Linked DNA regions of Homo sapiens: region 2 is linked to region 1. A link is a contact called in ENCODE Hi-C or POLR2A ChIA-PET data. All regions are on one chromosome and are shown on one strand. Each heading gives the region's core, a stretch centred on a gene start or an enhancer-like site at or near the end of the contact. The rest is flanking DNA. Distances are from core to core; before and after follow the strand shown. Region 1 overlaps LOC105370777 (a long non-coding RNA gene). Region 2 overlaps LOC105370777 (a long non-coding RNA gene).

Evidence for each region. Hi-C counts contacts between places; a loop is a spot of excess contacts on that map. ChIA-PET counts read pairs that join two places held with the same protein, here RNA polymerase II (POLR2A). Pooled maps may share reads with other maps.
Region 2: a map of HepG2 shows a loop between it and region 1 (5-fold over the local background). The contact joins two enhancer-like sites. A Hi-C loop is called at or near these places in 3 of 168 maps with a recorded cell type or tissue (HepG2, IMR-90 and cardiac septum) and 4 of 50 pooled maps. POLR2A ChIA-PET finds 5 or more read pairs at or near these places in 1 of 52 experiments (BJ).

The regions. Positions count from the first base shown.
Region 1 is chr15:39,123,233-39,128,660 of GRCh38, reverse strand. The region is part of intron 1 of LOC105370777 (a long non-coding RNA gene); the gene reads left to right. Among named protein-coding and RNA genes, the nearest start is that of LINC02915, 120 kb to the left of the region's middle. Within about 2 kb of position 3,245, at least 5 of the 41 ENCODE cell types and tissues checked have a DNase peak (open chromatin) inside an H3K27ac peak, as active enhancers do.
Region 2 is chr15:39,311,530-39,317,239 of GRCh38, reverse strand. All of the region lies in intron 1 of LOC105370777 (a long non-coding RNA gene), which reads left to right. Among named protein-coding and RNA genes, the nearest start is that of LINC02915, 64 kb to the right of the region's middle. Within about 2 kb of position 4,044, at least 2 of the 41 ENCODE cell types and tissues checked have a DNase peak (open chromatin) inside an H3K27ac peak, as active enhancers do.

The sequences.
Region 1 (5,428 bases), core at 1,996-4,495:
ATTTGTTTGGCCTTTTCAAAATTTACATCCATCTAACTTGATCCAAACAAGCAACTTCTCTTTACCAGGAACCCCATAACTTGCTCACTTGGCACGCAAGGATCTCCTGTAGCCCACAACTGAGTTATTGCCACCACAGAAGGAGGAAGGGGAGGCTTGTTTTTCACTGTAGTGAGTTGGCCTGCTGCATGATTTCAGAGGCTGGGATTCAGCACACAAAGGTTACCTACTGTATTTAACCAGTGAGTGACTCATCAGGACAAGAATGTGGGTAAAGGGCCTCTCAAATGGTGACATTCTGCAGTTCTGCTCTTGTCTCTACAGCTATAGGCTGCAGTTGAAAGAAGAAAGGTGGCTCTTAGTGGACTAAAATAGGGGGCTGCATCACATATATACTCTGTTCATCCAGGCAGTGGCACATGACTTTGTAGGAGTGAAATGCACATTTTCCCAATCTAATTGTTTTCCAGAATCATTCTCTGTGTGGGAAATAAACCTCATCCTCCTGGCCTTAGAATTCTTAACATACTATTTGCTCTCCTAGGAGTTTTGGTACTTCGCCAAACTAATTGCTTATCTCAATGACTAAGGACAATTTAACAATAAAATTTCCTGGACTCTAATGCAGGAATTGCTGACTCATGAGGCCTGGAGAAAAACCCCAGAAACATATACTTTTGAAGGTAAACTTGTTTTTTTAAAGTATAACACACAGAAAAGTTCACAGAATTACATGTGTAAGTTCGAGTAATTGTCATGAAATGTGCATTCTCATTTAACGCTTTTTGTTTCCTATTTTGTAACTATATGTCTATTTCAAGGTCATGTTTTCTTTAGAATCCATATTTTTAAAGATCTCTATGATTCTGCTGCATTAGAGGTTTAAGAAAATCCAGTTTGGAGTATTTGAAATCTGTTAAACAATGTTATATACCAGAAGAAGTATCTCAGGTCTGAGTTAATAATAGTGAGGTTTGGTCCAATGTCAACAATGTCTTTCCTAAAGCACTAAGTGAAAGGGAGGGGAATTAAAAACCAAGGTCTGATATCATGGTCTGTTGAGGACGGATGGGGTAGGTGTAGAGTAAATGAAGAGTAAGTAACGTTGGATTGCTATGTCAAGAACAAAAACTGAGGAAACAGAGCCAAGCAGCTTTCCAGTTTTGGGTTCACAAGCTAAAAGGGGATAGAGCAGAATTTCAGAAAGAGAAGAGACTTGGGCCTTATGGCCTAGGCTATATCTGGGAGTGTCCTCCCTTGACAAGGGTCATCAGGATTAACCCCTCTGCACCCTCCTTGCCTGCTTTGAGAAAGGGAATTTACTCCACTGCTAGTCTATCTGCATTCTTACCATATTTTGGAAAGTTATTCTATTGTTCTATTACAGAGAAATCTTTGGCTAGAATTCAGTGGGATAGGCAGTAAAACATGTTCTTGCTTGGGAATGAAAAAAGACCAACAACAAAACTAGTTTTCCATCCCAGCTTGACCACTTATATTTTTCAATAAATTCCTAATTTTATCCTTTTAAACATAGGTACTGTTACCTTTGGTGCTGCTAAGACCCAAGCTCTGGAGTCAGACTAATAGGGTTCAAATTCTTGCCTGTGATTTTGGGCAAATTGCTTAATATGTTCCTTCATCTGTTAATTAGAAAAAATAATAGGGCCAGGCGTGGTGGCTCATGCCTGTAATCCCAGCACTTTGGGAGGTCGAGGCGGGCGGATCACCTGAGGTCAGGAGTTCGAGACTAGCCTGGCCAACATGGCGAAACCGCGTCTCTACTAAAAATACAAAAATTAGCTAGGCGTGGTGGCAGGCGCCTGTAATCCCAGCTACATGGGAGGCTGAGGCAGGAGAATCACTTGAACCGGGAGGTGGAGGTTGCAGTGAGCCGAGATTGCACCATTGCACTCTAGCCTGGGAAACAAGAGTGAAACTCCGTCGAAATAAATAAATAAATAAATAAATAAATAAATAAATAAAAATAATATCTATTTATTAGGATTGCCATGTGGATGTAGAATTGTTTGAAGCTCCTGGCACGTAGGAAACACTCAATAAATCCTAGCTACTATGGTGCTATACTCCTCACCTTAATAACATCTGCAATGTATTTTGAGTTCCTTTTAAGTAAAAATTATATAAATATATGATTAAAATATTATATTTCAAGGCAACATAAGTCATAAAATCAGAATTTCTTAAATATTGCCCACATCCATTTTTGGAATAATTTAACCTTCACCACTTATTCACTGCGGGAGAGAACTACGAATATTATCCAGTGACTATTACCCAAGACTTACAGGTCTGAAAGAATGTTGCCAGAACCTAACAGACATTATTATCAGGGAAAGTCATTCCTAACTACAAATGACAATGTGATGCTCCATATTAGCATTAAAGAACAGTAGTTGCATCCTTGTTCTTCTTCAGGTAATGAATGAGCCATCTCCACATTTTGGTAAAGTAGGTTATTCACCTGCAGGAAACTGTAAGACTAAATTCTGATTCCGCAAAGACCAGGAAGACCCACCACACAAAACCACAACTGCTCCCCCTGATGGCTGGTGCCTAGAATTTCACGCATGCATCTTAGAAAATCCCATCAGGCTAAAACAACTTTCCTATGAACATCAATAATGTGTCAGTCCATGGACACAGGAAGGGGAACATCACACACCGGGGACTGTTGTGGGGTAGGGGGAGAGGGGAGGGATAGCATCAGGAGATATACCTAATGCTAAATGACGCGTTAATGGGTGCAGCACACCAACATGGCACATGTATACATATGTAACAAACTTGCACATTGTGCACATGCACCCTAAAACTTAAAGTATAATAATAATAAAATTTAAAAAAAGAATACCATAAAAATAGATTTGAAAAAAAAATAATGTTTCAGCCATTAACACTCTCCTATATTTTATAGAGAAGCCTTAGAATAAAGGCATCTCAAAATGAAAGTTGAAGGGAAACTATAAAGCTGGAAAATACATTCAGGATGGGAGACACAGTGAAGGTCAGCTTTGCTGATTTCATAGTTCTGTGTGAATCCAGCACTGGTTACCTGTATACATTGACAATAATCATATGCTTACCCTAATATCTAGAATGGAGAAAAGACTATTTAGGGGGCTGGGAAACCCACTGTTTGTCAAACTAAAGAATGTTTGATTATCTTTCATGACTCCTCATACCATCTGGTGAGTAATAATGAGCTCATTCTACTTCATTGATTCCAACATTTGATATTTAAAAGTGGTAATAAAGACCTTCATTACCTCTAGCTAACTTGGATCTGACTATGAACTGTTTACAAAATTCCAGTTTTCAAAGGGAAATTCTTTTAGGAGAATGCTAGGCAAATGGTGGCCCACGTTGAGGGAGTAAATTGACTCTGTAGTCAGCGAAGTGATTATTTTTGTAATGGAGCCCACAGCAAAACCCTTTGCAGCACTCAGAAGTCATCAACAGAGCTTGTTCTTGGCAAACCAGAGCATTCTCTGCTTCAGAGAATTACTTTCTAATTACTAAAAACATGATACGGGAGGAACACATGTTGGCTCCAACCAAGTGTATAAGTGGTGGAAAAGTTCAGTGTAACTGTTCAGCGAAACTGTGAAGAAGTAGAGTCTATGGGACTGTTGCTGGGAACATAGGAGTGGATGGGAGCCAGGTTTTTCTTCTCTTTGTGGGATTTGGGAGTTAGGTTATATGTCCTGTCTTTGGAAATTAAGAACTGTTGATATTCAAGGATAATCAAGGAAAAGCACTTCCAGGAATGGGAAGGTACATAGGCTAATTGTATCAGTACAGCCTGTTGCCCTGTGGACTTTGGCTGCCGCGGCCATATGATCTAACTAAGATGTTAAAATAGCAGATGAACATTTGCTAGATGAAGTAAGTTTGTCCTGATGGCTAGTTCCACTCTTCACTCTCCTGATTGAAAAAAATGTTGGCTTTCCTTCACTGCGGTGTTCACTAGATAGAAACTAAAACCGGCTCTGTGAAGTGAGTGGGAGGGTGAGGAAGGAAAAACAGTCCAACTAAAGCAGCTGAAGTAGGAAAGGGTCATGTGAGGAAGTGGAAGAGGTGAATGCCCTGGAAAAGATGGATGGAGGCATTTTTCTCAGCCATTTCGTGGTTGGATTGGGAGACACTGAATTTGGAAAAGCAGTCAGACAGAAGCGTTCCGGATAGCCAAGCTGTTGGCGTACCACCGAGTGCCAATTCTCAGGGTGTTACCCAGTCATTCTTGGGGTTTGTTTAAACATGGCAAGAGTTCCTGGGAAAAACCTGAGGCCACATTACTTAGCCATTTGAACTGCGAGTCCAAAGTAATTTTTTAGCAATTACAGTAGCATATGTATTTGCAGAGCAAAGACGAGTCACCAAGTCAGAGGATGTCTGTTGTTCACAGTGTCAATATGAAACATCAGCATGCTCCTGTCTTAGTTATGGGAATTGAGCCCTGGTCCATGCTCCAGCTCTGCCATCTCCAAGGTAGTATCACAAAGCTAAATTGTGCCCCTGGACTTCTTCCTGGATGTAATCTAGGACTTGCCCTGGGGATGAAGGCAGAGTTATCCTTATTCCCACTTCTACTTCTGCCATTCCACTTTCTGTGATTACTTCGATGTTTCTCTCCCTACCTCTCCCCAGCTCATTTTATTCAGCTCATTTCCTTTTGACAAGTAACCATTCACTGACTAGCGAGTACCTGATTCAAGGAATACAAGATGACCTATAGTAACTTATACTCTGTTAAATCTAGATGATGTGACTGTAGAATGAAACTAAACATCAGGTACCTCTCAAGCACCATCTTCAGCAAATCTCAAGTTTCTTGACTGCCCACATGGATCTCTTTTTTAGACTTCATTATTTTTGTTCCTGTCTCTGCCACTCAATAGCTGTATGACATTGGTAAAGTTACCTAACTTCCCTTTGCCTCACTTTCTTCATCTTAAGATTATTATGAGGATTTAATGTAGTGTATGTAAGATCCTGTTACACAGTAAGTGTTCAATAAACATTATCTACTATTATGTTATCCTCTTTTTTTCACTGCCCATTAAGAAGACTTTTTTTTTTTTTTTTTTTTTTTTTTTTTGACGGAGTCTCGCACTGTCGCCCAGGCTGGAGTGCACTGGTGTGATCTCGGCTCACTGCAAGCTCCACCTCCCGGGTTCATGCCATTCTCCTACCTCAGCCTCCTGAGTAGCTGGGACTACAGGCACCCGCCACCACGCCCAGCTAATTTTTTTTTTTGTATTTTTAGTAGATACGGGGTTTCACCGTCTTAGCCAGGATAGTCTCGATCTCCTGACCTTGTGATCCACCTGCCTCGGCCTCCCAAAGTGCCGGGATTACAGGCGTGAGCCACCGCGCCCGGCCAAGAAGACACTGTTTTATATTA
Region 2 (5,710 bases), core at 2,795-5,294, 190 kb before region 1:
ATATCAGCTTGTCAGCTTGTTAATGAATGAGAAGTTTTGTTGAATGTGTGAAGTCAGATTTTGTCTGTCTACATTGCCTCATTGTTTTTTTGACTTTTATATTCCACGTCAGCCTCATTTCTCCTCCAGCCTTCTACATTGCCCGGTGGCATGAACTCTGGGAAGGAAGTTTGGTATTACCTCAAGCAAATATCATAAAAGGTTGAGGCAAGATTTGTGGATAGGAAGCCTGGTTATGAGAAATCAGGTTTTAAAAGGTCAGATAATTGCTCAGAGAGGAATGAAGGAGTGACCAAATCAATGGCACTTAGGAAAGTGGCCTAAGAAAGGGTCCTTTTCCACAGGGAGATGGCTACCTCTCCTCCTGTTTATTACACCATGTGGCTGATGAGTCTTTATTTCCATTTGGAAACAGAAGTCAAATTCAGAGTCACAGGTGAGATAATAGTAAAACAGTGCATTATATTTATACTTGCCTTTTATTGTCGAAGATATTGCATATTTATTATACCTTTTTGAGCTAGTTTAATGAAGTGGAAAGAGCTAAATGATCTGATAAAATCAGCTAGTGCATCTCTCACTGGAGCATCTTGAGGATCGAATGAAATGATGTTACAGTTCTTACAGTTTTTATCAAGCTGAAAACTTTGCAAGGGTCCCTTAAATTCACTGAGCTTTGATAGCTTGGGGTTAGGTAGCAACTGGACAATCTCTACCTTTCTCACTCTAATGTTTGTTATTCTTATAAACTTTGGTTGGTAAGTAGAGTTGGATTTTTTAAAAAAATTATTTCACTAAAGAGGAACTGGAGCAAAGAAATAAAGTGAGTGGCCTCACCAACTGAGGAGGAAAATCTGAACAGTCCAATACTTTCCCCACAGCTGTGCTTCCCTCATAGGTGTTAGAAGCTGATGGGGCCAGCTGTGGCCCATGAGAAAGGCCCTGTGGCCCCAGACATGGACAATCATTCACTTCATACAAATTACTTTAGAGTAGAGAACAGTAAATTGAGACCCCAGATTCACCATACGGGAGCTCTGATCTCAAAGAGAAGTTACCAAAGCTGCTTCCCTGGGTGAAATGGAAATTCCTGGAGGTCTAAGCTGCTGGTATGTATGAAGAGCTGTATGGCACATGGGCAAGAAGGAAGAATGGCTTCCCAGAGAAGGCAAGACTTACCAGTCATGCAGGAAATGGTGCTCAGAGAAATTTAAGCTTTGTATTTTGATTCAATTTTATTTTCCTTTAAAACAAGTGATTCTTATTTCAAACTATAGATTGCTTTGATAATTTGATGAAGATGAATAGGGTCATTTTAGAAAAATGCACTTCGAACCATCAACCATCATGTATTTTTGCAAATAATTTCAGTGGATAAGAAAATCCCCTAAAGACCATATGTTGGCCTCTTAAGTCTTGGTCCAGAAGTTTTATCAACCACAATAATAGTGGGACTCCATTCTCAAAAATTCTGATTCATCAGATATTAGAGAGTTAGTCCCAGGATTCCAAATTTTTAATAAGCACTCAAGAGAATTCTGGTTTAAGTGAGCTGGACCAAACACTGAGAAGCATTGTCATAGGGATCTCTGGCTCCTAGTTAAAAGGCATTGCCTCAGACTGCCTTAGAGCTCCAATGTTTCTGTATATATTTTCAAAATTAATTATTATCTTTCTCAATTTCACTCTATAAAGAAAACTCAAGTTCCCCATCAAATGAATTAGCCATTTTGGAGCAAAAATCAAAAGAAAGGAAAGAAGATTTTTGTTTTGACTGAGCCAGTTTGGCTGGCTTCCTATCCTGGCATCATCAGTTGAGTATTAAATTTCCAAGTCACTGGGTGACAGTATGCCTGGCTTCATCCCAGTATGGGCATTCATCAGCTGCATTGTACAGTAAGTACAGTAAGAACTGTCTTGTAAGAACGGGCTAGACTTAGTGAGACAATCCTGGTTTGTTCTGAAGAGCATAATCAAATGAGTGATTGCAAATGGAAATTGAGATCAGAGCCAGAAAAGGGGTCTTGAGCAGCAGATTTGTGATCAAGGCAATGCTGCCCAAAGAGGGCAAATTGAGCTCTCAGGAGGACTAACATTCAGGAAAACGTTAGGTAATGGGGCTTGAGTTGGATGAAGGCAAGCAGTTCAGGATGGAGGCTGTGATAAAGATGTTAGTCTTATCAAATACTGGCCAGTTTAAACACATTAGACTTGACTGGACAAAAAATGTTCTACATGGACATTCACTGATGAACCCTTATTACATAGAAGTCCAAGAAATAAAAGTTCATGGATGGTAAAATATGTCCATCTTATTTCTGATGATCATTTTTTGACAGTGAATTTACATAGAAATGATGAATAGCTCTATGTAGTTTTCATTGGTAATATTCTTTATTAGGGTATTATCTAGTTCAGTGGTTGGAAAACTTTACATAGACAGGGTAGAAAATTTTAGACTTTGTGACCTATCATACTGTCTCCATTATAAATTCATTTTTAATAATCCTTTAATAATGTAAAAATTCTTAGCTTTCAGGAAGTACAAAAACAAGGCAAGAACTGGATTTGGCCCTAAAGCTATGGTTTGCTGACCCTCTTATAGATTATCTCAACAGTAGAGTTATTTTCTATTTACATAGTATTTGGTGTTCTCTGATAGGAAATATAGGTCAGTGGAAGAACAGCTATATTTATTTAAGTTTCTCATGGAGGATATATCCCCTTCCTTATTTACTGAAAGGAGGGCTTAATACCATAAGCATGAGAAGTGGTGTTTTCTAAGCCTGAGTCCTCCTGTAGCCATCTAATATTAAAACCTGTAAGGAAAGAGTTGGATTTCAACTTGGTTTCTTTTGATCTATAAATTCAGGTATGATGGTGGTCTGGCCCTTTTGGGCTCTAAATTTAGCAATTAGCTTACTTTTGTTTATGTTTAACTACAATAAGCACCTTCTGGATTATCTGGATCTGGATTATCGGGATCATTATTTTATTGCCTGTGTACTAAAATGAGATTTAAGTCCAAGTAGACATTTGAACATAAGATTATTTGGGTTCCAGTAGGACTGCTTTAACTGTTTCCACATAATGAGACTAAAACAAACATAAACTTCATAATGGCCAAATGATGCCAACAGACAGTTTGGAAGGACTTTATCAGAGAAAACATTGATTGGATATTGAGTCATTGCATAACACATGGTCTATATAGTACAAAACTAGATAGATCTTGTAACATAGCTGTCAGCTCCTTATCCTCCCTGGAGCAGAAGAGGTTCAATTTTAGTCAAACAGTATGTTGGTCACATTTGATTAATGCTTTTAATTTGAATTTCAGTGATGGCACATTTAATTTGTAAATATGCATAAAGCTTGTTCAGTTATGAATATATGTGTGTGTATGCAGTTTAAGTTACCTCTAGGAGTGTTAGGAGATGGTCATAGTGGTCAACGTATAAATAAGGGCCAAGAACAAGGTGGTTGCAGTTAAGGTGGTTAAAGCAGGTCTGTGGTGATCCACAGGAGGCCATTCAGTGTCGTAGAGAGACGCCCCTTCCTAAGGCAGGTGCAGCCTGGAGCCAGGGCTCAAGGCCTTGCCAGCAGTGATTGGCTGGGTTTTAGCCTTGTTCACCCCCTCAGCTGAGCACTGTTGTTCAGGGGTATGTTCCTGTCCTAAGTAAGAGGGGGTGTGATTTAAGAGATAATATAGGGTAATAATCTTTGGGACTTAGTCAATTAAGTCTGGAGATGAAGAATTATTTCCTAACTTCCTCATTGACTGTTTTAAAACAATCCTCACTAAGCCACGTGGCTTTGGTGATGATTGTTTTAAAACAATATCTGATTTACTGAATCTTTCAGAAAAATTGAAATAACTGATATGAATTTTTCACAAGCTTTGATACAGTTAAGAAAAACAAAATGTAAGAAAAGAATATTGAAAGGGCTAAGCAACAGCAGCAATAGACTTGGGCAGGAGGTATGCGCACTACAAACTCGAGACCTGTGGACTTAGGCACTTCCTCTTTGCCATAGGTGTGCTTATTGGGGGTGTCATGGGCATGAGTCCACAGTGCCCTCTACTGCCTCCCAGTAGGTCTGTTCTAACATGCAACAGCTTGGTGGTCTCTTGTCCCCAGAATGAAGCAACTTTTTAAAAAAATTTATAATTATTTTATTTTATACTTTAAGTTCTGGGGTGCATGTGCAGAACATGCAGGTTTGTTACATAGGTATACACGAGCCATGGAGGTTTGCTGCACCCATCAACCCATCATCTACATTAGGTATTTCTCCTAATGCTGTCCCTCCGCTAGCCCCTCACCCTGGTGTGTGATGTTCCCCTCCCTGTGTCCATATGTTCTCATTGTTCAACTCCTACTTATGAGTGAGAACATGCAGTTTCTGGTTTTCTGTTCTGTTAGTTTGCTGAGGATGATGGTTCCAGCTTCATCCATGTCCCTGCAAAGGACATGAACTCATCCTTTTTTTATGGCTGCTTAGTATTCCATGATATATATGTGCCATATTTTCTTTATCCAGTCTATCATCGATGGGCATTTGGGTTGGTTCCAAGTCTTTGCTATTGTGAATAGTGCCGCAGTAAACATACATGTGCATGTGTCTTTATAGTAGAATGATTTGTAATCCTTTGGGTATATATCCAGTAATGGGATTGCTGAGTCAAATAGTATTTCTGGTTCTAGATCCTTGAAGAATCGCCACACTGTCTTCCACAATGGTTAAACTAATTTACACTCCCACCAACAGTGTAAAAGCATTCCTATTTCTCCATATCCTCTTGGCTAAAATCAAGTGTAGTATCTGTTCTTATCAGTTTAATGGAGCAACTTTTAAAGGGAGTTTCCTTCTAGGTGGACCCGTCACTATGGTGCAGAGAAGCAGGGAATGACTGGGTGGAACTGCAGGGCTGCTTCAGTGGGCAGGGAGAGTGCATCAGGGGAACCATGCAGAATGCTGGGCTACTCATCTGCCTCTCCATTTCACAGGAGAAACAGAGAGCTGTTGGTTTGATTGACTTAAATGGATTTTTATTTATTTAATTTATAGTAAGTGCCGCGTATTGCTAGGCCTTGCAAAGTCAAGGGTATCAGGAATATAAGAGGACTGAAAGCAATATTCCTCGTGCTTCCAGAGCAGATGCCTAACCGGGGAGGCAGAGCTCAAGTGTGGTACACTGAGAACGCCTAGGATGCAAACACAGGTGGATTTGTTTATTACTAAAGCGGCACAGGGAAACTTCTCAGAGTGAGAACATATTTTGTCAGTAGGAGGAGCGCCACATAAGATGAAATCAGACTGCACACATGCATGAGGGTTTTCTGTTTAACTTGGGGGTGAAGATGAACTTTCAAAGGGGCCTTAGAGGCAGGTATATTACATCCATATTTTTGAGTATGAAGAAGAAGGGGCAAGCAATACTTAGTGGAAACAAGACAAAATTCAGAGATAAGAGTGCAAGTGGAGTTCAAACATAGTAAGAAGAGAGGTTAATGGTATCTATCTCCCAGCAGGCAGAACACCACCACACTCCTGGGAAATGTTTCCCCAGGCACCGGAGTATGGAGGTGTGCTCTCCCCATTAGTAGGGGGTTCTTAGTATTGAGCCAGGCTTTTGCTTGCTTGAGGCCTGATTACTGTAATACTTGGTCTAATTCTTTTCGACTTGGGCCACAGGCTTAGGCAT